Linked DNA regions of Homo sapiens: region 1 is linked to region 2. The links are chromatin loops, found by intact Hi-C in ENCODE. Cell type or tissue: mammary epithelial cell. All regions are shown on one strand. Each heading gives the region's core, and the rest is flanking DNA. Links, peaks and the distances in the headings are about the cores only. Region 1 has its middle 110 kb from the start of LINC01913. Region 2 has its middle 170 kb from the start of LINC01913.

The links. Peaks named below come from ENCODE experiments on the same cell type or tissue, not always from the same donor. Only the 100,000 strongest peaks of a DNase experiment are listed, where the experiment ranks them.
Region 1: it touches region 2 in a loop (2.2-fold over the local background); 1 of 110 quality-filtered maps calls a loop at or near these places.

What each region holds. Positions count from the first base shown.
Region 1 is chr2:41,760,236-41,773,588 of GRCh38, reverse strand. No RefSeq gene overlaps it. Among named protein-coding and RNA genes, the nearest start is that of LINC01913, 110 kb to the left of the region's middle. In mammary epithelial cell, for the core only: a CTCF peak has its summit at 8,470 (motif pointing right); no DNase peak of the experiment used is centred there.
Region 2 is chr2:41,700,669-41,718,325 of GRCh38, reverse strand. No RefSeq gene overlaps it. Among named protein-coding and RNA genes, the nearest start is that of LINC01913, 170 kb to the left of the region's middle. RefSeq lists enhancers at 2,388-2,497, 7,378-8,577. In mammary epithelial cell, for the core only: no CTCF peak of the experiment used is centred there; DNase peaks (open chromatin) are centred at 7,165 and 7,925; H3K27ac peaks cover 1,602 bases.

The sequences.
Region 1 (13,353 bases), core at 5,278-13,277, 54 kb before region 2:
GAGTGAGACCAGAAGGGTTATTTTTATTGTTGGTTAAATCCAATAAAAATATTCTCTATAGTATACAATGTCTTCGGCTGGGCAGGTGTTCAAGTATCAACGGGGATAATAAACACAATTTTCAACAAATTGCTTGTATCATTCAATAGAGAAGAGGGGGATAACGCAAGTGCTTGTAAGTTTGTCAGGTAGTCAGTACCACCTGGATCCTTTCACCAAGGTCTTTGAAGGATGGAGAATGATTGAGAAATGTATCAGAGAATGATTTTTAACTTTATTAGGAGCTCTACAAGGAAAGTGAAGTTCTTCTTTGTTAAAGAACAAATTGTCTCTCTATTCTCCAGACTTGTTATCCTTTGGGTCAAGTCATGAGCATTTGCTGTGTGCCTGGAATAGGTCTAAGAGTTAAATATATATCGGTTCATTTATTCCTCTACAGCAGTGATTTTAAACTATGGATGATTTCTGCCCCCAGGGGGCATCTAGCAATATCCGGAGACTTTTTAAATTGTCATAAGTGAGGTGGGGGAATACTACAGGAATTTACTGGGTGGAGGCTAGGGATGTTGTTAAACATCCTAAGATGCACAGGGCAGCCCTCCACGACAAAGGATTATCTGGCCCCAAAAGTTGATAATGCTGAGGTTGTGAAACCCTGCTATATAGAATAGTAGGAAGTATTGTTATACCCATTTTACAGATGGGTAAACTGAGAAGTTAAATAATGGACCAAAGGTCCTCCATAGCCAGAAAATTGGATACGCATTTTACTGTCTTGCGCTTTATTTAGTGATGTAAATAACTAATACATCCTAGGAAGTACTGTGTGTGATGGTTATATCCACCTCTTGGAACTAGCACAAAAATGGATTGCATTTTTATTTTTGAATTTATACTTAATACATACTAAAATACCTAGCAAGCAATCCAGCTCTCTCTAGATAAGTTTGTTAATGGAGTCAAATCAAGGTGTGGTGACGTTCTGGAGGCCTGGGAAAAAGAGTCCATGGGCTCACTGTGCCTCTTTCCTAATTTAATTTCTTTCAGCTGATCTGTTTGCTTGCCTTTTTGACCATTTTCTTGCTAACTGCACTGTTGTATCAGGGAAAGAAAATCAAGTAAATCAGTCCGATTTTCTAGCGCCTGCTCTCAGACTGGTGGAGAGGACCGAAAAATTTCTTAGGAGAATAGTCTATAGTTAGCACTAAAAAAATCAGATTGTTCTCTACCTTAGCTGGAAAAGGTAATTTGGTGAGTGTCGACTTCAGGGTTGAGTACTCTTTCCCAAGTATTTATTCTGTAAGTCATGAAATAATCACCTTGAACCTACATCTTTGCCTAACACTTGGGAAGTTTCTGCAGAGCCTTTGGTGGTCATAAAATGAGATGAGTCTTTATGGTGCAGGGTGAGGCTATCTGGATGTGTGGCCTGGTAGGAGAGGCCCCTTGCAAAATTTCCTCTCTGCCCCCGTTCCCTACCCCATCTGCTAAGATTTAAACTCAACCTCAGACAGAAAGATGAGCTCTGAAGTCTCATTTATTACTGAGGTTCAATGTTACTAAAATAACCACAAAGAAATGAGATGCCTTCTTCAGATTGCTAAAGAAGTAAGTGAATTGATCTGTGACTTAGAGGTATCTCCTCCAGTTAATCATTGCTGACTCATTGTTGCCTGCAATCCCTATGAATTACAATGAAACTAGAAAGAGAAATGATATATGCAACATGATGGGAAGTGGAAATAGGCTGCATATTTCTACATGGGATGGCTGAAATGGGAGCCCTAAGTTTTTAAGATGCAGCACCTGCACATGGAAGGCGGGGAATGACAAATGTGTCTGAATCATTTGGTTAGCAAAGCTGGCCTTGCTTGGCTGATGGCCGTTTGATGGATTCTGCCCTTTCCCATCTGCTTCACCAGTTCATTGCCAGTAGAGAAACACGCTTAGCTTAGAACCATGTTCCTATCTCACATGATTTTTTTTAAAATTATACTTTAAGTTCTAGGGTACATGTGCACAACATGCAGGTTTGTTACATATGTATATATGTGCCATGTTGGTGTGCTGCACCCGTTAACTCGTCGTTTACATTAGGTATATCTCCTAAGGCTATCCCTCCCCTCCCCCCACCCCAGTGTGTGATGTTCCTCACCCTGTGTCCAAGTGTTCTCATTGTTCAATTCCCACCTATGAATGGGAATATCGCATGCTGTTTTGATAAACCACAAGAACCTTTGAATCAGCTGAAGGTGACTGGAGAAGGTGTCTCTTCATTCTATCCTGCATCAGTGTCCCTTGGTAGGCTGGTTCCACCGTAATAAGACTAAGACAGGGATCTTCTTTCTTGACCAGATGGGGAACAGCAAGGGACGCTCTGATTTTCAACTGAAAAGGGTCCCTGAAATGCTGTGTCTACTGCCACAGTCATGGCTCTGGAAAATTAAAAAAGACAATTGTGCTCATTGATGAGACCTCTCATCCCTGTTTTGGAGGGATCTCTTCTTTCATCATGACTCTTCTTAAAGGCATGAAACCCTCCTTCCTTTGGATAAGGCATTATTTAGTGTCCTTGAAGTATAACCTTTATTCTCACATCCCCAATAATTGAAAAGTAGATGTGTTTGGGACTTGTGATCCCTTTGGAACCAGACCCTGGGGGACATGTCTCTGTGCTCTGTGGCAGTCACCCTGAATATCTACTCTCTGTGCATGTCCAGTGATTTGGTCTCACTCCTCGTGGCCATCACTTTGACTCTGTTACTGCTATGTAATACACATCATTTGGGGGAGGTGAGAGATTTAAGATGAATCACTAGCAGAAAAATCCCAGTGAAAAATGATAAAGATGGTACCAATGGAAATGCAAAAGAATCAACAGACTTAGTGATTTCACGGCATTCAGTCATGTGGGGGATTGGAGTTCTACGCAGGTAAACTAAGGAGAATCCTAAGTGCATACACAGGGAAAGAAGAGAAAATAATTAAAGGAATAGTGGGAAGAGGAAACACAGGTGAAGGAGATTTTTTGTGGTCTGGTGGGGAAGGTGATTGATTCTGTTCTTAAACAGTTCTAGAATAGGTGAGCTGGTAGTGACAGCAGGACATTTTTTGGTTAATGTTCGGCATGAAATTGGAAATCTCAGAAGGCACTGAGATTCACAGTGAGCTTAGCATCAGCGAGGCAGGTTTGGGTCTTTGGTGTTGACCCGGTAATAGACCCAAGGAAGTTGGTATGATTGCACACAGAAGGATGTGCATAAAAAGAAAAGAGACTTGTAGCCCACATCTGAAATCTTTATATTTAAGAGCTAACAGGAAAAAGATGCACAGGCAATGACGATTGAAAAGGAACTGTAGAAAAAGCAGGAGCAGAGGACACAGAAAAAGTTTAAGGAGAGGATAGCTACATTAAATGTTGCAGAAAGGTCAGATTGGAAAAGGACTGAGATGAGGCCATAGGATTTAGCACTTAGAGACATTTGAGAAAGAATTTTTAGTAAAATATTGGAGATGGAAGTCTGATTCTAGGGAGTTAAGAGGTGCCTGAGTGACGTAGAACTGTGGGTGGCGAGTGTGATTTGCGTATGAGCTTGGTGGATGGAAGCAGAGTTGCTGATGTGGGGACAAGGGTGAGGATGAATGGAAAGGGCGTCTTACCCTAAAGCGTAAAGGGAGGTGTTCAACCTGCAGGAGAAGGAGAGGAGATGGTTAAGGTGATAAAATCTAGGAGGAGGCACACAACATGGGATCAAAAGTTTACTGTTAATATGGGAAAAGGGTTGGGGTCCTTCCTTTTTACAGACTGAGGGAGTCCAGGGAACCAGATGAAGCAATGAAGTTACTTTGAGATGAAGGAAACAGGAGGTGAAGAAGAGAACATTAAGTTTTTCAGTGAAGGAGGAGGCTCAGAAAGAAGTGGATAGGTTATTTGGGGATCAGAGAAGAGTAAAATAGATTGAAATTGCTGCCATATGGTGTGGGATAGATAGTTAATAAGGATGAAGAAAAGGATTAGTGAGCAATGATGTTGAATGGCATAGATTTATAATGGGAACTGGTCAGTAAACTTTTATAATTTTCAACAGCTTGGGAACAGGAGAGGATAAAAAGGATTGAATTTAACTGGAGCTGGAATTGGCAAAATTAAATGATTAAAGGCTGGGATTAGATCTGGAAGGGGGACTTCAAGGTGTTTCTAGTGTCCCTATTTGACCATAAAGCCCCCCTTGATGGGTAACTGTAGCCTTGAATGCCACAGGACGAATGACCTCACTAGCTTTCTTTTACCAGAGAGCCTCTCGGAGGAGGGGTTTTCTGGTAGGGTATCTTTCAAAAATGAGTTTTAATAGGAAGCAATGAGGAAAAATGGGAAATACAGCTGAGAGGGTTAGGACAGTCGTAGCATTTAGAGACAGTGAGGACCCTGGGAGGACAGAAATCTCCCAGAGGGCAGGGTAGCTCCTTGGCCCCTGATCTATGTCAATAATTGCATCATTTAATTCTTTCTCTGAGGCCACAGAGTAAGCACAGAAGGCTCAGACATGTGCCCAGGGTTGCCCAGTGAATAAAATGAGCTGGGATTCAAGTTGAGGTTTGTGAGGTGCTGAACTGCAGGAGCCAATCTCTACCCTGTATCACCAGCTTCCTCAGCTGTAGAAGGCACCGGGAAGGAAAGTGGCTGGTTGGCTTCATCCCCAGGTTCCCAGCTCTCCGGAGGGGTGCAGTGTGAACAATACCCAGGGAGGTGATTATTCCTGGTGTGGTGTAATTCCTCATGGTTCCTTTCTTGGAAGAATGCTTCATCATTTGACCTTTCAGTCCTCTACACTTAAGTTTGGAAATTTGTATTTAAACTGAAGTCTGAAACATTCCGAAGTATCTCTCGCCTGCTGAATTCTACCATCCATTTCCCTCTTGGTGGAAGCAGAATGGGCTAGAATTTAGGCGAGAGAAGTATGAGTCATTTGCTCACCTTCCTGGGGAAATCTCTTGACAGGAGACAAAATGCATCCTGTCGCTGGCAGTGAGAAAGGCCCTCAGAGAGGGAAGTATGATGGCGGCTGACAATGTGTGAACAACCCAAAAAAGGATGCATCCCCAGGGACCATGTGAGCTGAGGAAAGCTGCGAGCTTAAGTAGTGTGAGGAGGCAAAGCCTGGAGCCAAAAGCAGGCTCAAGGGCTACAGCTAGAGCCTCATGTGCTTAGGAAACAAAAACAGCCCCCTGCCCCACGGGCTAAACTACTCCTCAGCAAAGCAACCTTTTAGAAGACAACAGCCAGCCTCTTTTCATGTCAGAGCTTTATTTTGTTCACAGCTGGGAATGAGGGCAAATGATCTGAAGGAAAGACTTCCAGGAGCCATGTTTGGTTAGTTTTTAAGTTCACTGTGATGGTAAGGCAGCCTCTAAAGTGGCCCCCAACGATCCGCACCCACTAATATTCACATCCATTGCAATCCACACTTCACCTCACACCAGCCTTGAATGTGGGCTAGACCTAGTCATTTGATTCAACAAATAGAATGGGGTGAAGGGGATATCACTTCCAAGATAAAGTTGCAAAAAAGACTATGACTTCTGTCTTGCTTGCTCTTTCCCTCTCACTTGCTTTCTCTGATAGTATCAGCTGCCATGCTGTGAGCTGCCCTATGGAGGTCCACATGGGAAGGAACTGAGGGAAGCCTCCAGTCAACAGTCAGTGAAGGACTCAGGAACTGAGGCCAACAATCCTCAAAGATCTGAGTGCTGCAACCACAGGAGCTTAGAAGAGAATCCTGCCCAGTTGAGCCTTTCCATGATTACATCCCTAGTTGATCTTGACCGGAGTGTTGTGACTTTAAGAGAACCCATCTAGCTGGGTGTGGTGGCGCACACCTGTAATCCCAGCACTTTGGGAGGCCAAGGCAGGTGGATCACGAGGTCAGGAGTTCAAGACTAGCCTGGCCAAGGTGGTGAAACCCCATCTCTACTAAAAATGCAACAGTTAGCTGGGCACAATGGCAGGAGGCTATAATCCCAGCTACTCGGGAGGCTGAGGCAGGAGAATCCCTTCAACCTGGGTGGCAGAGGTTGCAGTGAGCTGAGATCAAGCCCTGGCACTCTAGCCTGGGCAACAGAGTGAGACTCCATCTCAAAAACAAAACAAAACAAAACAAAACCATCTAAGTAGCACCCTGATTCCTGACCCTCAGATAATGTGACATAGAAAAAAATGTGTGTTTAAGATGTTAAGTTTTGGACGAGGCATGGTGGCTCATGCCTGTAATCCCAGTGCTGTGGGAGGATTGCTTGAGGCCAGGAGTTCAAGAACAGCCTGGGCAATATAGTGAGATCCTACCTCTACAAAAAATTAAAAAATTGGCCTGATGCAGTGGCACACACCTGTAGTTCCAGCTATTGGGGAGGCTGAGGTGGGAGGATGCTTGATCCTAGGAGTTTGAGAGTGCAGTGAGCTGTGATTGGACCACTGCATTTCAGCCTGGGCAACTGAGACCCTCTTTCTTTTCTTTTATTTTCCTTTTCTTTCTTTCTTTTTTTTTTTTGAGAGGGGGTTTTGCTTTTGTCACCCAGGCTGGAGTGCAGTGGCATGATCTTGGCTCACTGCAACCTCCGCCTCCCAGGTTCAAGTGATTTTCCTGCTTCAGCCTCATGAGTAGCTGGGATTACAGGCGCCTGCCACCACACCCAGCTAATTTTTGCATTTTTGGTAGAGATGGGGTTTCACCGCGTTGGCCAGGTTGGTCTTGAACTCCTGACCTCAGTGATCTGCCCACCTCAGCCTCCCAAAGTGCTGGGATTGCAGGCATGAGCCACTGTTCCTGGCCATGAGACCCTATCTCTTTAAAAAAAAGATATGTTTTGGGGCAATTTACTGCACAAAAATAGATAACTAATGCAACTATACTAATTTCCACATCACTATTCATACTCCTTAGGAGTAAAAGAGGCTCTTCCTGGAAAGACCCCTGTAACACTGGGGTGTTACAGACAGCTGCTCCTGGCCTATTTGATGTTGCTGCTCCTGAGTATGTAACACCCCAATGCCTGCTTGTCAAGAATGTTGATGACCTCTGGAAAGAGAACTGAAGAAGTCAACATTTCAGTGTCTTGATGGTGCCTATTAGACTGCCTGAGCCCCTACGTGTAAAAGGCTGTGAGAATTCCCTGGTTTGTGGTTTAGAACCCACTGAGGAAATGGACAGGTTAGTTAGTGGTGAAAAGGTCAAGTTTTAGGCCACGGTAAAGTAGAGGCAAGCCCTGGTCAATAGGGTACTCTGTATAGTGATCTACCACTCTGTTACAGATGGTGGGGCAACTCCTTCCATTCCAGACAATGTCTTCTGCTGTTCATGTCCTTACTATAGCAAACTGTGCTCAGTTTTTTGAAGTGTTAGCCATATTGCTTTTCAGTAGCCCTAGATCCTGACGAAGTGTTTTCTGACACCAGACTTTTAAGCTAACTCCCTCCCACCCTACCTTTTTTTTTGTTTTTTTGTTTTTGTTTTTTTTTGAGACAGAATCTCACGCTGTCATCCAGGCTGGAGTGTGGTGGTGTGATCTCAGCTCACTACAACCACTGCCTCCTGGGTTCAACCAATTCTTGTGCCTCAGCCTCCTGAATAGCTGGGATTACAGACATGCTCCACCACACCCAATTAATTTTTGTATTTTTAGTAGAGACGGGGTTTTGCTGTGTTGGCCAGGGTAGTCTTGAACTCCTAGCCTCATGCAATTCATTCACCTGCCTTGGCCTCCCAAAGTGCTGGGATTACAGGCATGAACCATCACACCAGGCCTAAGCTGACTTCACTTTTTAATTGCTTTTTACACTGACAGTTTTCCTTAAAATTCTTTTTCATCTCTATCCTGACTCCAGCTACCTCTATCCTAGTGGCACAAGAGAAAAAAAAGGCAGGAATTGGCCTTAAAAGCATGGGGAGAAGAGGTTTAATGTTGTTCTCTGTCAAGGCTGATGTCCTATCCTTTTATTGTACCATAGATAGGCAATGGTTAGGAAGCTCCTTACTTGGAGGTATTTCAGTATGTTCTTAGATACAGAAGTCTATCTGCTAAAAATGTTGCTACATGAGATGATATCTTATAATTGCATAGCTACCCCTTTTAACAAAATCATATATACTTGTCTCTCCTTCCACACTTCCAGTACTTCCAGAAGTAATTATATTACATTTGAATTTTAGGTACTTATTGTTTAAACTAAAATATCAGTAAAATACTCCTCTTCCTCCCTGCTCAAAAATGACAATGATCTCAGACCCTCTCTCTCCTCAAACCTCCAGCGCCTTCTTTAACATTGCTGTAAGTTGGTCCCCTTGAATTCTACTTTATTGAGAGCATCAGAGTGTTTGGAAGAAGCTGCCACAGGCTTCTCCCCTGTCAGCATCAGCACCTGCACACTCTACCTTTTCTAGCTAAGGTGAGATCCTCTGCCACGTGTGCACTAGGTGGCATTCTCCTCTTCCTCTTTCAGGACATGACTACAGCAACTCTCTCCTCTCTTACATCATTGACATTTTTGTTCTTTCCTGGATCATTGTTATGAACATATTATTAATTTCCCACCTTAAAATGGAGAATTTTTCTCTCACTTTCTCTACCAGCTGCCACCCCATTTCTTTGCACTGGTTACAACAAAATCCCCAGAGAGCTATCTATGCTCACTGTCTCCAATATTTATTTTCTCATGATTTCTCTTGAGTTACTTAATCAGTTCTGTTTTTAAATCGCTCCACAGAAATGGCTCTTATCAAGGTTACCTATGACCTCCACAGTGTTATAGTTCATAGTTATCAGTCTTTATCTTACTTGAATGGTGAGAGGCATTTGACACAGTCATTTATTCCCCACTCTTTGATACACTGTCCCTGCTTGGCTTCCTGTAGGCCATACTCTCCTGGTGCCTCCTCCTTAGACTCCTTTGTGGGTTCCTTCTCTTCTCACTAATCTATTAATGTTGCCATATCCCAGGGCACAGTCCTTGGTCCTTTCCTCTTTGCTGTTTATACTCACCTTCTTGGTTATCTCATCCAGTCCTATGGCTATAACTGCCTTCTATATGCCAACACTTTCAAAATTTTGATGTCCAGTCCAGACTTTTCTTTTACACTCCAGATTTCTATATCCAACTGTGTACTTGGCATCTCCACTTGGATGACTGTCTTCTCAAACTGAAACTGTCCAAAACTGAATTCCTGTCCCCCTGATTCCTGCCAAAGCTATAACAGCTGCAAACTTCACTGATCTTAGTTGACAGCAATCCATTATTCCATTTCTTAAGCCAAAAAACTTGAAGTTGTCCTTGATTCTTTCTTTCTTTCACATCCCATGTCTAAACAGGCAGGAACTATTGCTGGCTTGAAGATCTATCCAGAATCTGACCACTTTCATCACCTCTTCGCTGCCATCTAGATCTAAGCCACCACCATCATGTCTTGCTTGGACTCCTGCTCTAGCCTCCATGGTCTCCTGGCTTCTACCCTTGCATCTCCACAATTTATTTCCAACACAGCAGCCAGCCTGACAGTTTTTAAAGATGATGTTGCATCTTAAAAAATTCCAGAAGCTCCACATTTCACATTATAGTCCTTGACATGGCCTGCATGATTAGGCTCCTGTCACTTCTGTGATCTTGGCTGTGCAACTTAACTCCTCTATGTTCTAGTTTCCTCTTTTAAAATGGAGCATGGTATAATTCTTACCTCACACAATTGCTATAAGGATATAACAATTGGTATCCTCGTAACAATCCTGTAAGATAATGCATGTAATAGTAAAAATACATGTAATCGTAAAATGAGCCATTATTTTTTCAATATCATTAGGAATGATAAAATAATATTGTTAAGTTTAATGCTCTTAGCTTAGAATGAGAGGCTGTTTACATTTTTTCCAATCTTTCCTTATACTGCCTTTCTAATGGTTGTCCCTCTCTGTTTCTCAGTTTTACTGCTTGTAAACATGGTAACATGGATGTAAGCCACACCCTTGCTCACAGGTTTGTTGTGAGGCTGCATAAGATACTGCACATCCAAGTCCTTTATTGTAGAAGGGGCTATCGAACTAGAAGATACTGTCTTCGTACTTCTAAGGACTAAAAGCTCCTTTTTTCTTGTCTCTGCAGAAATGACAACAAGGTGATTTTCCCTCAAATGTTTCACCTGGAGACCTGAAAATAACAAACATTTATGTTGCTATGACAACATTAGAAAGGGAGTCAGTACTCAAAGCAACTAAGTACTGCCCCTTAACAGGCTGCAGGGCGAGGCACTTGATTTGACAGATTAGAAAACAGCAGGGACCCTTGCTTACCCCGCCTTGTGAGCCCACATATCCTTGTCAACTCTGATTAATGAATGTTCCAGCAGAAAAGAAGCACCATTCATTGTGTATTCTTCTTAGTGTTTGAAGTTGATGGGGCTTGTTTCTCTCATTTCATTGAAATGCTTCCCACACAAAACAAACAAGGTCAGCTTTTTGGATTTCCGAGAGTATACACTCACCTGTAGGTCCAAAGCACAATCATTTCAATGCAAGTTGTGACAAAAGAAAAAAAATATGCCATTGTTCAGTCATTTTGAAGAATATCTGATGTAATGTTTGAGTTAAGCAGATGGATGGACCTGGAGAGATGAAGGACTCTGGCCTAGAACTTGGTAAATGGGCCTTGCACCCATCTTCTGAGTACTGCAAGGCTTTTGATGTGAGAACTTTGCTCCTTTTAATCTTACGTCTGCATCTTTGTCTGTATAGGATAGTCTGTATTGATGGAACTGGACAACTTAGGCTGGGAGAAGAAGGGGGAAGAGGTTCTGGAAAGAAGCAAGGCAAAGCCAGTTCTCTACAGGGATAAGTCAGACTAATGTCTCATTAGTTTCCTATTTTAAATATGAGTAGAAAACCAGGAAATGTGAATAACACAAATAAAATCTGGTGCAATAGAGGTTAGAGCCACTGTCAGATACCTTATAGAGTTGGTCTGTATGACATTAAGCAATTGAACAGTTATAACCGTGCATACCGTGCATGCGATATTTGGATGGAAATTTATCTTAGGACCTATTTTTGGAGTCTAGGCCATCTGCTATGCCTTGCACTCAGCAGTATGATGTGGCAGCAGCATGGGCTCTGTGGGCTAGCTTCATCACACCAGCTGCATGGCCCTTGGGCTAGATGTTGAATTTCTTCATGCCTCAGTTTCCTCCTTTATAAAATGAATAATATGATAGTAATGATAATAATACTTTGTAGGGTCATTGTGGGAGTTAAATGAGATAATAAATGTGAAACTAATTGGAATGGAGTTAGATTCTTTGTTCCTGTGCGCCTTCAGGACCATCAAAGGGTGAGATGGCCATACAAGATCATGATAACAAAGTCTCTTTCCCCTTAGGTTTGGCAGTGAAGTAAGTAGACGAATAATTACTATAAATATAATGCAAATGGTTTAATGTGCTATAAAGCAAAGTGATTAAAAAAACAAGAGAATGTGAGGAATTTTGACTAGGGAGAAATCTGGATACTTGGTTGAAGTTGTGATGGGTGGATAGAGTTAGTGGTGGGGAGGTGGGGAGACTTTCCAGGGGGAGGAGAGAGCAATTGTCCAGGCCTAGGGACTGGAGAACACAGGGAACAGTGGGATCACATTATCAGGATGGCTTTCCAGGAACAGGCTGTATGGGGGGCATTAGAACAGAAGCCCGAAGTCCAAGTAGGTTGAGCCTGAATGCTGGATGAGTTGTTTAGGTTTTATTCTATAAAATATTGGTAGCCATTTTTTTTAAAGCAGGTATCTTAGTTCATTTATGTTGCTGTAAAGGAATACCTGAGGCTGGGTAATTTATAAAGAAAAGAGGTTTATCTGGCTCACTGTTCTGCAGGCTGTACAAGAAGCATAACACCAGCATCTGCTTCTGGTGAGGGCTTCAGGAAGCTTCCAGTCATGGCAGAAGGGGAAGAGGAGCTGGCATCTCATGGTGAGGAGGAAAGAAAGAGGGGAGACTCTTTAACAGCCAGATCTCATGGGAACTAAGAGTGAGAACTCACTCAATCCCACAGGATTGAATGGCACTTAGCCATTCAAGAGGCATCTGCCTCCATGACCCAAACTCTTCCCACTAGGCTCCACCTCCAATATTGGGGATCAAATTACAACATGAGATTTGGAGGGGACAAATATTCACACTGTATCAGCAGGTGAGTGACAATGATTAGGTCTGTGCTTGAGGAAGAGAATTCTGGCCTTTGTATATCTGAGGGCTTATGGGAAGGAAGACTAAAATACTCTAGAAGAGAATTTGGCAGCTTAATGTATGTAATGGTTGAGGCTGAGGCTAAAGCCAAGAATAGGTTAGCCTTGAAACTGCTTGGGAGCCTGGGTGACCAGGAAGATGACAGGAGACAAACTTATGGTTGTTAAATGACTAATTAGTATCACTTCTAGATCCGTGTTGGGAAGAGGTGGGGACAACTGGGTGAAACGGGAAACCACCACAGGCCCAACCGAAGGCCCCTGGATCTCTAAGTCTGGATGGAAGGCAGAAGTCCTAGCACCCACACTGTGCAGGTACTCTGGCAGTTGCAGCCTCAGTGTCCAACCCTCCTGTCTGTTGTTCATGGTAGGCACTGAGGTCTGACTCTGTTTAGTCTTCCCTTTCCTTCCTAGCAGCCTACCTTCAGCATTCTGTAAGGAAGTCAGCTCCCATAACCAAGGGGAGGATGCCTTTCTAAGTATCTGCTATGAGGCCGGCCCCAGAGTCCCAGCCATTGGTCCAGCTGCCAAACTCAGGGAGCATACACATCTGTCAGCCAGAGGTTGGCATATAGAACTCAAAAAAGTAATTTTAAAATTATGATTCTTTTTATCCCTTTCCTTTGGTTCCCCTTCCTATCATTATTTAATTCTTGAACAAACAGTTATTGAATGCCCATTATGTGCATGGCACTGAGCTTGGTGCTGGAGTGAGGGCACTATTATAATATGAATTAGACATTGCCCTTGAGGAGCTTATCCTAGACATTTGTGTTGGATGTACCATTTTCTCTTTGTTAGTAAAAAAGAGAACTGCCTTGGGAAATTTAATAGAGAGTTTTAGGTGAGTGGGCTTGCTTTTTAACTCAGTTGATCACAGCATTATTTCTGGATACAGTCTGCAGGTCTTTATAAATATAGTCTAACTCTCTCGTTTTACAGACAAGCAACAAACTCTGAGAGGAGGTCAAGTGACTTCAAAGGTCACACAAGTAAAGAATTCTAAACTGGGTTTGGAACTCATGTTTTCCAGCATATGTCTTTTTAAATTATCTTTTGTCTCTTTAATGCTAAAAACCCAG
Region 2 (17,657 bases), core at 3,978-11,977:
GCAGTCGTGATATGCAATATATTATTTTTATAAATCTTAATAAAAATACACTTTTTTATCAGCTTTTTCAAGATTGATATACTCTGGTCAATATGACACAAATCTTGTTGAAAAATTACAGGTAAAACACAAGATAAGCATGCAATCAATTTAAAGCACAGTTTGTCCTGGTGAACAGTTTGTAATGACTAATCTGTAGGAACCTTGATTACTCAGTTGAATTGAGGTACTAGCCTGGCATGGTACCAGGCTTCCTGTTCATGCATGTCCATCCACCCACCCAGTTGCTGCCTCTACTTCATAATACGCTCTCCCACATCTCTGCTTTAGCCTCACACTTTGAATATTCTTATTTTTGTGGATGCAACTGCTTTTTGTGTGAGCATATCTACAGCTTCATTAACCTTTATTCCTTTGAAACTCAGGTTCCTCCTTAGGTTTAATTTATGTCTTTCTGCTTTTGAATTTTCAAAGATGGGCTTGAATAACAATGGGAGCATTTGGGAAAATCTAATAATTATCCCAGCTTGGCCACTACCAAATTGCATAATTGCAAGCAAATTATCCTACGTTGCTGAATCTCTAACTTACTGTCAGGAACTGATGACAATTAACCACTATTTAACTCGAAATAGATGATTCATTTCGATATTTGTCCTTTAAAATGCTAGAAAAACCTATTATGGCTGATAAGAGGGCTATAAAAAACAGTGTGGCGTGGAGCTTTGCATCAGAAAAGCTGTGTGCATCTAGGCTCTGCCATTTATTGACATAAAATCTGAGACAAGTAGTTTCATCTCTGCATTTGTTTCTTCAAATATGGACTGGGGTAATTTTACTAATCACAGGGATGTTTTGCGAATGAGATGGGGTCATGTAAACAAGTGCCTAGCACAGTACTGCTCTGTAGAAAGGGCTCAGTAAAAACTTAAGTTGGAAAACATTAGGTACGAAACCCAAGTTCCCCTGCAAAGGGCATACAGCAGTGAAAAATGACAGTCCTATAAGTGTCAGCTGTCTGTTTGTTGATCCAGGGTAATTCAAAATTTATTCTGAATAATGAATTCTGATTTAATAATTCCTATTTTTTACTACTTTTTGTTTTAGAGATAGGGTCTCAGTGGCACAATCCTAGCTCACTGCAGCCTTGAACTCCTGGGCTCAAGCATCCTCCCACTGTAGCCTCCTGAGTAGCTGGGACTACAGGTGCACATCACCATGCCCAGCTAATTTTTATTTTTGTAGAGACAGGGTTTCGCTATGTTGCCCAGGGTGGTCTTGAACTCCTGGCCTCAAGTGATTATCCCACTTTGGCCTCCCAAAACTCTGGGATTACAGACATGAGCCACTGTGCCTGGCTTAATGCTTGTTATTTAATTAACTTTGAAAGTAAAGAAGGAAAAAAGGGGAGGGTTTTTAAAAAAAATTTACTTATTTTACTAATTACTTATAGTTCTGAAAGAAAACCAGTCAGTAAATCAAAAGTCCTGCCAATTCACTCCTTGCTCCAAACCTGCTAGAGTCCGTGGTATTTGGAATAAAATCTAGTCCTCACCAGGGCCCACAGAGCCCTCCCTCAGTTGCAGGCTGCCTCTGTGCCTCTCTGGCTCCGCTCTGCTCCTCACCTGCTCTTCTCAGCCCCACCTGCCTTCGTGCAGCTTTTGTATACTCTGAGTCCGTTCCCATCTGAAGCCCTGTGACACTGCCACCCTTTACTTGGAATGTTACTTACCTTCCTTACAGGTTTTTGCGTAGCTAGGTCCTTTCCATTCAGTGTCCCCTCCAATCACACTTTCTCAGTAAGAAATCTCTAAAATAGACACCTCTGCCCCTCACCCCGTCACCCTCTCTCTCATTAATCTACATATTTTTCTGATGAAATTATAAAAATATAAAAAGCATGTATTACTTAAAGTTATGTATATATTTGTTTACTTTTTATCTGTCTCTCCCACTAAAGGTAAGTTCTAAGAGAGCAGATGATGTCTTGTTCATTGCCATCCCTTGTCAAAGAGGAAAATACATGTTATTACATAATATATCTAATAACTACACACTATGTATTATAAATCAAGAAATATTACCTGGAGTACCGCTCCCTGGATCAGTGCTCAGCACCCGTAGGCATTCATAAATTTTTACTGCACGAATGCATTTTCTGTGTGGATTGACCTTCTTACTATTTTAGACATTGGGATACAGTGTTTAACATGTGAGAAAACAGTAAAAGGTCCAAATGTTAGGGACTCAGAGCTCTCTGCAACTGAGAGCTTGCTTAAGAAAATACTTTTAGGAGCATTGGTTTCCTTTTGGAAAAACAGGAAAAAGAGAAAGAGGTTATAGGAGGAAGATGTTGACTCAGGACCCCAGAATTGCTTTGGATGCCAAGGACCTTCTAGAAATTGGAAATGACATGATTTCTAGGACAATGTGGAAGATGTGACTATTGGGCCGTGGGGTGGAGAGAAAGGTCATTATAAGAGTCAGGACTGGAGACCAAGGCTGGGCCTGACAAAGATGAAACTGAAACTGAAATGAGACTGGGTGACTCTGTGTGTGTGGTTTTTTTTTTTTTTTTTTTTTTTTGAGACAGAGTGTCGCTCTGTCGCCCAGGCTGGAGTGCAGTGGCGGGATCTCGGCTCACTGCAAGCTCCGCCTCCCAGGTTCACGCCATTCTACTGCCTCAGCCTCCCGAGTAGCTGGGACTACAGGCGCCCGCCACTACGCCCGGCTAATTTTTTGTATTTTTAGTACAGACGGGGTTTCACCGTTTTAGCCGGGATGGTCTTGATCTCCTGACCTCGTGATCCGCCCGCCTCGGCCTCCCAAAGTGCTGGGATTACAGGTGTGAGCCACTGCACCTGGCCTGGGTGACTGTGTTTTGTTCGTGAAAGCTACTGACATGGGCCAGCCCACAAGGACGCTGAATGCTGCCAGGCTGACCTACAGGGTGGCCTCTGTGATTCTGTCCTGCACGTGGATGATGTCCATCACAGCCATATTCCCTCCCACCCCGTCTCCTGCCCTCTCATCACAATTATTATTATTATTATTTTTACCTTTATGGCCTTATTTGCTTTCTACATTTATGACATTTTAATCTTTTTAAATTTGCAAAGAAAGGTATGCTTAAGATAATGATTCAAATATTACAGAAGGGTTTCTGAGAAAAGCAACTGGCTCCAGTCCCGTGTAGCTTCTTCCCTCAGTTCTGGTTCCTGGAGGCCACTTCTTGTAACTACTTGTATTTTTAGTGCTGATGTTTAGTGCCAAAACTCTAGATTAGTCCTGTCCAATGGAAATCTAATGTGAGCCATATATACCATTTTAAATTACAGGCACACCAAAAAAGTAAAAGTACACATATAAAACGAATTTTAATAATATATTTAATTTAACCTAGTATATCCAATATATTATTTCAACACATAATATAAAGATTATTAATGAGATAGTTTTCATTTTTATGTTGTTTTTGAAATTGGTTGTATATTTTAAACTTGCAGCAGATGACAATTTAAGTGCCCAACACCCACATGTGATTGGTGGCCACTATATTGCACAGTGGCCCTCCAGGTAATATTTCTTGATTTATAATATATAGTGTGTAGTTATTTAGATATATATTATGTAATAACATGTATTTCGTCTTTGATAGGAAAAAAAGGTTGCTTACACACAGCTCTCTCCTCATGTTTTCTTTCTAATGCTTTTAGATATATACATGTATTTGTATTATACATAATTTATACTTATAATTTTAGTTCTTTTATTGGCTACTTTTATAACTTTATTTTTATTTATTTATTTATTTATTTATTTTTTTGAGGCGGAGTTTGACTCTTGTTGCCCAGGCTGGAGTGCAATGGCGTGATCTTGGCTTACTACAACCTCTGCCTCCAGATTCAAGAGATTCTCCTGTCTCAGCCTCCCAAGTAGCTGGGATTACAGGTGCCTGCCACAAAGCCTGGGTAATTTTTTGTATTTTTAGTAGAGACTGGGTTTCACCATGTTGGCCAGGCTGGTCTCGAACTCCTGACATCAGGTGATCCGCATGCCTCTGCCTCCCAAAGTGCTGGTATTACAGGTGCGAGCCACTGCACCCAGCCAGTTACTTTTATAACTTTAAATAATGTCCTTGAAGCTTTGTTTCTGGTTCTTTAGCTTCAATAATATCTCAATTATATGTCTTAACCCCTCATTTTAGGATGTTACCATTCCTACCACATTCTATACATTTCCTTCCTCTGTCTAAGTTCCATCTTCCATCAGCTCTGATTATATTGGACTCCAGTTGTAAATATTTATATTTGATTCTGCAACCATGTGTTTTAGCCTTTCTAAAAAATTAAATGTACATGGAGTGAGAGAACCTCTGTGTATTAATTTTGATTAATACAGATGGCAATCCAGACAACCATAACTTGATCTACACAGAGCTCAAGTCTAAACAGAGAAGGACTTCCCTTTCTACCAACCAGTAGATTATGTGGTCATGGTTTTTGATAATGGAATGAAATACCAGATACTAATTTGAACTGGGGCTTTTATTATTTTATGAGTCCATTCCTGGAGATTAAATATAGTAAGGAAGTAGATTCACATTTGATGTGTAAATGATTTTTCCTCCTTCTGAAAAGCTAACTCTTACGGATCAGGATTATTGTTCTGCAGAGATCAAATGCTGAGACCCCAGAATCAAAGGAAACACAGGGTCAGAGAGGTCATGTGAATTTTAGTGGCACTGGGGCTGACGTTCACAGAGAAGTGTATTTGCAGTTATTTTTGTTTTCTAAATCAGAATTTGGTGTATTAAAATTACCAACTAAAAATATTTTCAATTGAACAATGATTACTCAACTCATAATTACTATTTATAAATCCAGTAAATGTTACCAATCACTTTAAAAGAGTTTATTAATTAACTTGATTAATTTTGCTCCCTTAAACATTTTAAACTTTAATGGACTTGCTTTTCTGAAGAGCCAAACACTTAACAAGTTATTCATCTGTAAGTACCTAAAATGCTCTAGTTAATTTAGTACGTTTATAAATATTGTAAATCTCAAGTTCTTTGATATATTCTAATAGTATATACAAACATAAGCAAATCATTTATATCTTTTAACTTAAAATCATATCTAAAAATCAATTATTTATATATAAATTGGGATGATCAGACTAATCTGCCAGATGCTTTGATGTATCAGATTCCTTAAGCCACTTAAAAATATTGATACCATGGATTTATTTATTTTATCACCTCTATTTATCTCCCAATATTCTTGGCATTAAAAGGCCTTCACCCACTGAGGACAGGGTTACCATCCTGAGTGAATTAGGGTTACTTTTCAACTGGCTGAGAGGGCTAATTGACCAGAGATTTGGGGTTGGGGCAAGAGTAGGAGCTGCAGACGTTAAGGGAGGTTTATCTTTACGGCTGTGTTGAAATGATAATATGTTGGATATACTAGATTAAATAAAATATATGATTAAATATATTATTTGCCCAAGGATCTGATATGTAAATTCCAATTGTTTTGCAACCTAGGTCCCAGGAGTTCAAATTAAGGCCTTCTTAATTCTTGTGTGACGTATTGCACCTTTATTGCTTGATCTTGGTAAATAAAATTCTGTAACTCCTACCCAAGTTGTTTTATGATGAGATGGTAGTCAGTGAACTAATTTAAGGTTAGAGTCCATCCTTAATTCTTTTTCTCCTCTTCTCTTACTGACAGGGCTGGGACTTACATGTATTTGAATGAATTCTATATATTTCCCCTCTTTTCCTGACTCTTCAGTGACAATCCTAAGACCATGCTAATAACAGAAGACAGTAATCCCTTTTCTTAGCCAAACAATTTGGAAGCCATGATTTTCTTTGCATATCATGAAAGTGACCATGGTGTTGGATATTGTGGTAGAACTTTCAAGTAAAAAAGAACTGTCATTCAACTGAATTGGAAGCCTCCAAGACTGCTGAGCACCCCATGTCTTCGAGTGCACCGAGGCTGGAGGAATGCTACAGAGGGAAACTTGCTTTGGAAGAAGGTGGTCTTCATAGCTTCCAATGTCTCCTATGCTCCCATAAATAAGAGCAGAAAACAGAGACTATAAAACTTTTGGGTCTCTGATTTTTCAGACTCTTTTCTTATTAATTCCAGCATATGCACCTACTGATGATGACTTCCTGAGTGACTGATGTGTGCCAGGTCCTGTAGTTGTTATAGTTAAAGAGAATAAAAGATCCTTCCATTGCTATGGTGATATTTTTGCCACTAACCAGTTACTCATCACTCCCAGTTGGAACATAGCTAATATCATAGGTCAGTATCTGAAGTGTTCCTTGTGTCATACTTCTCCAGGGGACAGAATTGCAGGACTCTGAAATTCTTTCTGCTGACCTTTGCGCCTTTTCTGACTGCAGTGTGCAACCATGTGTGTCTTCTCTGTACTTGCGTGGGTAAGACCAGTTGGGCTTGCTGTCCAGGCAGCTTGTAAATAGACTAGGAGTCTACTCAGAAAGCTGATCATTCTAGATTTCAGAGAATCAGGAGGAGGAAGCCTAGCTTGAACTCATGGCCTCATTTTCCAATTCAAGAGTTGGGTTTTGGGCATTTGCCCAACTATTGATAAAATTAGTACTTATTTCTCATTTGACTATTGATTTTTTTGTGGGTATGTTTCTTTTGGTTGAGAATCAATAGTTATAGATGAAGAATGGGGAGGATGTAAAATCCGGTTCTCAGCTCTGATAGGTTTCCATATGTAGAAAGATTAAGTAACTTGTCTTAGTCACATAACTAGTAAGCGGTCCAACTGGGGTTTGCACATAGGTCTGTCTCTAAAACCAGAATGATTCCACATTGCCTCCCTACTTCTGAACCAGTACAAGCTTTGAGCAGGGGAGTGATCATGACCACCACATGTGGCTGCTGCATCTCAGGGGGTGCCAGTTGCAGTGTAGACATACGCTAACTCAGTGGTTCACACACTTTTTGATATCAAGACTCCTTTACATTCCTAGAAATGATTGAGGATTTCCAAGAGCTTTTGTTTAGATAGGTTATATCTTTTGCTATTTACTGTATTAGAATTAACACTGAAAATTTTATAACATAGGAGCATGCATTCCATTAGCCCTTAGAGTGATGAGGTCATCGCACATTGTGTAACATCAAAAAATTTTTACTGTACACTCAGGAGAGACAGTGGAAAAACATGTCTAAATATTCTGAAAATAGTTTTGACCTTGAGGTATCTTAAAAGCACAATGGAGAATCGCTAAGGCCCCTTACCACATTTTGAGAGCCACTGTAGTAACTGATTCAAGAGCAGGTGAGCAGGGGTGAAGATTCAGGGGTTTCAGGCGAGTACTACAGTTGCAGGAGAGACTCTCCCAATAGAAGCCCTCACACACCCACTCACATGCCCAGTACTCCCAGTACTGCCAGTGCTCTGCATTCCCTGAGGTTGCTCTTTCTGCTGCTGTTGGTGGTCTAATTTCCACCCCTACCCCACTGTGAATCTCCCATGGCATCTCACCTTGGGGTTGGAGTGTGTGTGTGTGTGTGTGTTTGTGTGTTTGTGTGTGTGCATGCACATGCATAAAGACATCTTCTGTGCATGCCACCAGCGATGTTTGCTTCTAAGCGTGCTAAGGATGTGTGACTAGGTGAGAAAGGCAGGGCTGTTCAAGTTGTGCATTCATACACTAACTCATACACACACATATACATGGATGTGTATTTTTTCCTTTTAGCTTGAGAAGGAGGTGCCATTTTTCTAATTTGCTCAAAAGTGTTGTATGTGTCAGTGGCATCTCTGAAGTAATGTGATTGGTCACACTCTTTTGAAAGACTGCTCTGGCAGAAGTGTGTGACGAATGGTTTGAAAAGGGGAGACTCCAAACTCCACAGGCTAGCGCCGAGCAGGTGAGTTAAAAGGAATCTGGCTCAGAAAAATTAAATTAGTTAGGATGATTCACTTTTATAAAATGGGCTGTATTGCTAAATATTTCCTACAGGTTAGTCACATTGCTAAACTAATATGGAATGTAAAGTTGGGAATTCCCTAACAATTCTGAGTTCCGTTTTTCAACCTTAAATTTGCATTACCCTTTAGCTTTTTCATTTAACTACATGTATAATTTATTACCAACATTTTCCCCATGGCTAACCTATTTGCTGTTGGCCCTAAGGGACTTTTTGTGCTTTAGGTCTACTCTTGAATCTTAAAGACATTTTGCTTGTTTCGGTGTCCTGCTCAAAGGAAAACATGCCACAGCATTGCCACCACTTATCTCCAGTGACCTTCAAGGGCTCGGTGATTGATCTCGGATAAATGAAAATGGAGAGCGAGCTGCATATTCCTCACGATAAGAGGCTTGTTTGCATTGCATGCTTGGCTTTGTAGGGTACCTTGTGTGCGCTCTCTGCCATCCTTCCTGTGTCAAGCTGCTGTCCACTGCAGCTAGGTTTTAAGGAACCCTTGTGAGAAAAAGCCAAAGTAGAAAACCTGTAAAATACAGGGAGCATGCCATTTTAAACAATTAAATGACATTTAAAAATCTCTGCTCCTTTTCTAGGCTTATAAAAGTGGAAGCCTATCAAAAAGTTTACCTTTATTGTGCAAAGAGAAAAATGTGCTTTGCTAGCAAAAGAAACTATCAGCAGAGTAAACAGAAAACCTAAGAATGGGAGAAAATATTTGCAAACTGTGCATCTGATAAAGGTCTAATATCCAGCATCTATAAGGAGCTTAAACAAATTTTCAAGAAAAATACAAACAACCCGATTAAAAAGTGGACAAAGGACACAGGCACTTTTCAAAAAAAGACATACAAGCATATGACAAAAAGCTCAATATCACTGATCATTAGAGAAATGCAAATCAAAGCCGCAATGAGATACTCATCTCACACCAGTCAGAATGGCTATTAATAAAAAGTCAAAAAATAACAGATGCTGGCAAGGTTGCAGAGAAAAGGGAACACTTATACACTGTTGGTGGGAGTGCAAATTAATTCATCCATTGTGGAAAACTGTGTGGTGATTCTTCAAAGAGATAAAAACAGAACTACCATTCGACCCAGCAATCTCATTACTGAGTATTTACCCAAAAGAATATAAATCATTCTACCATAAAGACATATGATGTGAATGTTCATTGCAGCACTGTTCACAATAGCAAAGACATGGAATCAACCTAAATGCCCATGAATATAGACTGGATAAAGCAAATGTGGTACATATACATTGTGGCATAATCTGCAGCTCAAAAAGGATGATATCATGTTCCTTGCAGCAACATGGATGGAGTTGGAGGCCATTGTCCTTAGCAAACTAACACAGGAACAGAAAACCAAATACTGCTTGTTCTCTCTTATAAGTGGGTGCTAAATGATGAGAACACACGGATGCATACAGACGGGAACAACAGACCCTGGGGCCTACTTGAGGGTAGAGTGTGGGAGGAGGGAAAGGAGCAGAAAAAGCATCTATTAGGTATGAGGCTTAGTACCTGGGTGATGAAATAATCTGTACAACAGCCCCCGTAACGTGAGTTTACCTATATAACAAACCTGCACATTTACCCCTGAACCTAAAATAGGCGTTAAAAAAAGTGCTTTGCATTTGCGAGCAGTACAATTTCTTTGATATTGTTTTGGATCAAGCACCAGATGTATGCTTTTTTCCTCTGCTAGTTGCAAGAGGATGTGCTAGAGAAGATCACTATGACCATATTCCCTGATAAACTATAAAATTCATGAGTGTGGGGACCAGATTTTTCCCCATATTTTTATGCTACATTCCTGTACCATTTTATAAAATATAACAGTCAGTGCTGTTGTAAGAGACGGAAACTAGTATTCCTTTCCCTGTAAGGAATACTTGCATCACTAGAGTAGTATTATAATGTAGTTTATTTATATGGAAAGGCACGCAGGAGATTGCTGGAGAGCTCTTATATTGTATTTGGATTTGTGGCAGAAGTGTACTCCTAGGCCCCAGACTTACCCTGTGTCCTGGATCTATGAGTATGGCTGGAGAGCCTGTGTGAGTATCTCAGCCTCTGAGTTCCTTGATGCAGAACAGACTCACCCAGGGCTCTCTCTCTAGAGAAGTCTTCAACCATCCGTGAAAAGCAGCCTTCGGTTTATAAGCTCTGAAGTCGCACAGCTTAACTCCAGTGTTACGGACTGAATTGTCTTTACTCAAAATTGATACATTGAAGCCCTAGCCCCCAGTGTAACTGTATTTGGAGATAAGGCCTTAAAGAGATACTTAAAGAGGTCTTGTGGGTGGGCTGTCATCTGATAGAGCTGGTGTCCCTCGAAGAAGAGGAAGAAACACCAGAGAGGCACGCACGCAGGGGAAAGACCATGTAAGGACACGGTGAAAACATGGCCATCTGCAAGCCGAGGAGAGAGGTCTCAAGAAAAACCAAACCTTCTGACATCTTGATCTTGGACTTCCAGCCTCCAGAACTGTAAGAAATAAATGTCCATTGTTTCAGTCTCCCAGTTGGGTATTTTGTTACGGCATCCCTAGTAGACTACTACATCTAGCAAGTAGGACAGTAGTTTGACAGTGTTGAAGAGAGTGTGGTATGTTCACTGACAAAGTGTTCATCTGTTTGATTGCAGACCCTGTTTACCTCCCTTGTTGCAATTTTACTGCATCTATAGCACATAGAAAGAAAAACTGGGCTTGTGCTAGTCATTCAGCTGGTGGACTCTCAGTCTAGCTGACAATACTTTTGCAGCCCTGCCTTGGGCCCCTTCTGGTTCCTTTGGCTGCAGAATACAAGTTATACGGTTTCATTAATGTGTGCAAAGTACTGTTTGCTAGCCTAAGTGGCAGCAGGAGGCAGAGATCCAGGGGATACAGGCATAAAGATTAGAGGAAGGATGTGACAGTGAAGTCAAGACAAATGATGCTGTTAGTATATGGGGGGACCATGGCAGGTTATGGGGTTTCACACAGAGACTGTGGAGTGAGACGGCTGAGGTTTGAATCCTGATCTACTATGTTTTCGGTAGTGATCCTGAGCAAGTTACTTAACCTGTGTGTGCCTCAGTCTCCTCCTCTGTGAAAAAGATATTAATAGAGTTGTGAGGTTTAAGTGAGTTGTATTATGTAAAGTGGTTTCAGCAGTGCCTAAGAACTAGTAGATGTTCTGTAAGCATTAGTGATGATGATGATGATGATGATGTTAGTGATAACATCATCACTTCGACAATGGCTGCTGTTTTTTTCACACGTACTTGGTCAATTACTTGTACATACTAATGCCGTCATGCCCCTTTCCTAAACTTTTTCTTGGTTTCATCTCGAACAGCTTGAGCAACTTGGGTCCGCCCCTCCACTGAGTGGTTCAATCCCACTCAGAGGAGGGAAACTCTTCCTGATTCTCATAATCTGGAATGTGTGTGGGTTTCCATGGCTAAAATACAAAATTGTTCCCACTCATTATCTTTTTCACAGACTTAGACCATCTTCCTCTGTGACTTGGACATCCACATAGGTGCAAAGAATCCATGTCACTTCCCTCAGATTGGATCGCTTGGGCATTAATGCCAGCCTGCTCTGCAGAATTAAGATTTGGACTTGAGCCCCTCACTTGGCAATCCCTTCTTTCCTGATGGTTTTTCAATCCCTTTCCTAACTTGGGCCTGTTTGCTTCCTTCTTTCCTCAAGGAGCTCTCAGTGGGCTCCGGGATCCATGACAGGGCTATACCATGCATGACACAATGATGTAATTCACATGATTCTCTTTCCTTTCCTTGGAATGTAACTTCCTGTCATCTCTGGAGTCTGTTTACTGTATATCAGCCAAGTTCTTTCTCATATGACACCTTCCCACAAAACCTCCCTGTATTCTAATTTTTCACTCGTACTCTGTCCTAAATGAATGGATGTTTTATGTAACATCTTGATACAAATTTAAACTTCTGGAGTAGGTGAAGGGTGTTTCTAAAAAGCACAGATAATTCTATATCAAATGCAGTGGAAAATAGATGACTCAGTCTGCAGCCCATGATTGCTACAGAGAAATCTGCATGGAAAGAAATAAATGGTAAAACAGATCTCTCTTAATCAGTTTTTTTAATAAAAAGCCATTCTCTTAGATGTTTACAAAACTACCTTCATTGATGCCTTCTGAATTTCATGACCATGACAATGGTATTTCTCCATATATGAGGTCATGTCCTATTTATTTTTATAATTCCGGAACCCAGTAAAAGACCTGGCGTGCAATTGGAGCTCAGATGTTTGTTGAATTAAAAAAAAAGTTTATGAAAGTACATTTTTATCTTCCTCACCCAATGCTTTAGATCTGGCAAAATGTTTTCTATTACAACAACACTAATTTGGTTGTAGAACTCTTCTGGTCAAGACATGACTTTAACATTTGCCTCCTGACTATGAGGGGCAGAGAGAGAGAAGCACGTAACCATTGCAAGTATCTATTATGAGCACAAGCTCAGAGTGCTGCGTTAATCACTGGCTGAGATAAGGAGGAGGACAGGTATAGAAAGGAATCTAGGTCTTGTGCTTGTTCTTGTTTATATAATGTAAGTATGTAAGTGATTATTCTGAGTGCTTTGTGCCTGTTAACCACGAGATTCTATGTAATCACAGTAATGTGCATAATTAGAAAGCGATTGCTTTTTTGGGGTATATCAAGATGCATTTGAATTTCAAATATTTAATTGTAACCTTAAGAGATGCTTTCTGGTTCTTTTTAAATTTATACAACTTCTTCTACTGTTTTAAGTATTTTATAAATTTCATGCCAAATCTCATTTATTTAAGTAGGCTTAATAATGTGGTCTTAAGTAGAACCAAGAGAAATAGCTAAATGAGGAACGACATTATCATTTCCTCTATTTGAAGAAGCCTGTTCTAGATTCTTTTAGTGTCTTCCTTTTTAGTTTTGCTCATTTCAACCATCATTGAAGTACTTAAGCAAGGGCAAGGAACATACAGAAGTGTTTCGAATCACAGTGATTAAAACCAATGGTTTTATAAAACATCAATCAGGATTGAAATTTTGAAAGTTAAAAAGAACTTTAAAACGACTGTAGAGATCAATAGCACAAGTTATGTTTGCTACCAGCATACCCAGGTGGGGAAAGCAGGAGTGGTGGGCAGGAGGCTGGACTGATCTTGCAGTTGACTGGGTTCATTGTGAAGCCCTTACCAGCCCCATCAACCTGGCTTGCAATCTCTCCTTCCCTCTTCTTAAGACCTTCACAATATAAAAAGTAGTGTTATAATTGCAATCAGAAACCTTTTTTTTTTCTCAATTAAAGCATTGTTACTAAAGAAAAATCCATGAAGGTCTATTCTGGCTAAGTGGTTTCTTTCTTTTTTTAAACTTGTATTTTAGGTTTGGGGGTACATGTGAAGGTTTGTTACATAGGTAAACACGTGTTATGGGGGGTTTGTTGTACGTATTATTTCGTCACCCAGGTATTAAGCCCAGTACCCAATAGTTCCCTTTTCTGCTCCCCTCTCCCCTCCCACTTTCACCCTCATGTAGCCCCCAGTGTCTGTTGTTTCCTTCTTTGTGTTCATAAGTTCTTTTTTAGCTTCCACGTATAAGTGAGAACATGCAGTATTTGCTTTTCTGTTCCTGCGTTAGTTTGCTAAGGGTAATATATTTTGGCCAAGTGCTTCTAGATTCGCAGTATTTATTAGAAAGATCAGAAATTCCAGTTTACATAAAGTTTTCTGGCTGATACAATAACACATTGCAGCTTTTAATTGACCTGGCTTTTGGGAGAAACTTATACCTTGTTAAGTTACCAAACTTTATGGTTAGTGAATATGGAGTGCATTCTTCTAGAACCATAAAGCTGACAGAAGGATAAAGAAGAATTCAGCGAAAAGACAGAGATGGGAACCAGTCAGTCTCCCATCAAATATTGACACAAAATTTGAGTGCTAATTAATTAAAAAAAGATTTACATTTGCTTCATAGATTAAATGAAAATGCAATGGCCATGTTTATATGTGTGTTTGCATAATTTTATCTGTACGTATCCATTTTATAGGCATACATATACATATATGCATATATTTGTATGCGCAGAAATGGAGGAAGGCAGGTATTGAAGGGAATCTAGGCCTTGTTCTTGTTCTTGTTGATATAATGTGGGCATGTAAGTGATAATTCTGTATACTTTGTGTCTCTTAACCATGAGATTCTATGTTATCACTGTAATGTGATACATATATGTATACATTTTATATGCATACATTTTATATGCATGCTTACACACAGACAGGATATTAAATTGGAGGTTCAGACTGATGTGCCAAGTTCCAGAAGGTATCAGATATCAGGAATTATCTGATAATAATTTCAAATAGGGTGCCCAGGAACTGTTTAGATTGATTCACCTACTTTGAAAGGGTTAGGTTGTTGGAATGAAGGATTGTACAGAGGATTACTTTGGAGAGAGTCTATTTTATTCTCCCTTTTGCATGGCAGACAACACCTGACAGCAATAACTTAAGCATACCTTGAGAAGGACCCTGTATGGCAGATGCAACTGAATGAGTGTTCAGAGTTCTGAGCTAAGGAATCTGGGGGTGGCTAAGGCAGATATTTATTCCTCACGTACGAGGAATATCTGAGCCCCTGTCTCATGGAATGAGGGCCGTATAGTGGATTGAGGCCCTTTGTTTTGGGTTAAATGAAGGTTGCCAGGTGGAAGTTGTTAGGGGAAGGGTGTTAAGTGAAAATGCTATATCAACTGCATGCTTTTTGCAAGTGGCTATGGTTCTCCTGTTCAGCCTGCTGCCACTGGACCACCCCTCTATGTAAATTACCCCTGATAAAACTCTAGGTCTCATTTACTGGCTCCAGGTCTCTTCTTTGCCCACTTGAACCTGGTGCCACCCCTATTGAAGCTAATAGGAGTCTGGCATGACACCTTGCCACCCCAAAGAGTCGCTAAACAATTCCTAGGCAGTGTGTGAATAGCCACATTCCTTACTTATCACAACACCTGGTCACAATTGGTTACAATGTCTGGATTAAGCAAGTTGGCTCTTATAAAAGTTAAATTAATTATTCACCAACTACGATTTGTTTGCAAAAGTATTTTTTTCACCATGAAAAATCTTATAGATAATTTATGACTCTGAGCCAAGGAGAGTCAACTGTATACACTAGAATATGATTAGCAGCTTGATTGTAGAATGATCTGACCTGCGTATTTGGCAAGCTGTCAAATATCTGCTACTAGAGTGTCAGGCACACTCAGATGCTTGTTAAATGTCTTCTCACATGATGAGCATAAGGATCTTCACAGTAATTCCTAGCCAGTTTCCACATCAGGCCCTGTGCGCCCTCTAATACAGGTAATGGTATTGACGTTTAGCTATTGTATTCATTCAAACAGAAGAAGGATGGGAGTTTTCTTGGCTACTAGAGCTCCCTGGGTGTTATGGGTTGAATTACATCCCCCCAAAATTTCCATCATAATTAGGATGTTATGTTGACATCCTAACTCTCCGAACCTTAGAATGTAATCATATTTGGAAATACAGTTGTTGCAGATGTAATTAAGGTGAGGTCATACCATAGCAGGGTGGCCCCTAATCCAAAATGACTGGCATCCTTCTAAAAAGGAGAAATTTGGACAGAGAGACACACACAGGGAGGGATAACATGTGAAGAAGAAGGTGGAGGTTGGGACGATGCTTCTACAAGCCAGGAAATGCCAAAGATTGCCAGCAAACTACTGGAAGCTAGGAGAGGGCCATGGAACGGATTCTTTCCCACAGCCCCCAGAAGGAACAACCTATGCCGACACCTTGATTTGGACTTCAGGGTTGTGATACAGTTCTGTTGTTTTAGCTACCTAGCTTGTGGTACTTGTTACTGCAGCTTTAGGAAGCGAATACACTGGGCTTATAAAATGAGCAAATTCATCAGCAAAGGGGGATTTTCTACATCTGTGGACTCCTTTTACCCTTTCTTTTGCTTTGTGTGCTATCACAGCTCTTACTCAGCTATTGCCCCTACCACAGTACCTCATCTTTCCTTTCCTTTTAGAGAAATTGTATAAAAACTATGGTATCCAGAAAGGATAACTATTTGATAGATTAATCTGGCTTCGACAGGCAATGATTTACTAAATGACTGTTGAATATGCTTAGAATGTCCAACTCTGGCAAATTTGAGAAATTTCAGGTTGCATGGATATATTTTCTATAATCCTAGAAGTAAAGGCCAACATTGTCTAAAAAATGGTGGACATTTTAGCATAGTCGATAAAGACTATTAACCAGAATGGAGGACACTTTATGTTATGAGTAGATGAATGTGTTTTATTCTATGAATAATGAGAGCTAAAAATAACTGCAAGAAAGGAGTGGCATGATCAGTTAAGAACTTTATTTAAAAATAATTACACATTTACAGGAAGATGTAAGGAAATGCACAAGGAGGTGTCATGCACTCTTTACCCAACCTTTCTTAATGTGAACATGTTGCATAACTGTAGTATGTAAAAAACAGGAAATTAACTTTGATATAATCCATAGGGCTTATTTAGATCTGGCAGGTAAATATATGCACTCATTTATATCATGTGTATGTGTGTGTGCAGCTTCGTGCAATTCTCTTTTTCTTTTTTATATAATTTTTTTGTAGAGATAGGGTCTTGCTATGTTGCCCAGGCTGGTCTTGAACTCCTGGCCTCAAGCCATCCTCCTAACATGACCTCTCAAAGTGCTGGGATTACAGGCGTGAGCCACTGTGCCTGGACTCCATGCAATTTTCTTATATGTGTAGTATCATATAACCACTATCATAATCAGGTTATGTAACTCTTTCGTCACCACAAGACTCGCTTGTGTTACCCTCTTATAGCTACACCCATTTCCTGCCCCATCCTTAACCCCTGTCAACCACTAATGGTTCTTTACCTCTATAATTAGGTCATTTCAAAAATGTTACATAAATGGAATCATGCAGTATATATTCTTTGACAGTGGCATTTTCCACTTAGCATAACTTCCTTGAGGCTCATCCAGGTTGTTGTGTGGATCAAGAGTTCATTCCTTTTTATTGCTGAGTTGTATTTCATGGCACGGATGCTCTACAGTTTAACCAGTCACATATTGAAGGGCATTTGGGTAGTTTTTGGCTATTACAAATAAAGTTATGACATCCATGTGCAAATTTCTTTGTGAAAATGCATTTTCATTACTCTGGGACGTATGCTCAAGAGTTCAATTGCTGGGTTGTATGGTAAGTCTATTTTTAGTTTTAAAAGAAAATGCCAAACTATTTTCCAGAGTGGTTCTACCATTTTACATTCTCACCTGTGATTCGGTTTCTCTACATCCTCTCCTGAACTTGATGTTACCAATTTTTTCTTAATTTTAGTCATTCTGATAGGTGTAGTTATATCTCATGGTAGTCTTAATTTGCATTTTTCTGATGGCAAATGGTGTTAAACACCTTTTCATGTGCTTCTTTGCCATCTGTGTATCTTCTTCTCTGCAATGCCTGTGAATGTCCTTTGGCCGTTTTTAGGTTGGATTGTTTGTTTTTATAATTGTAAGCATTGAGAGTTATTTATATATTCTAGATACAAGCCCTCTGTCAGATGTGTGATTTGTGAATAC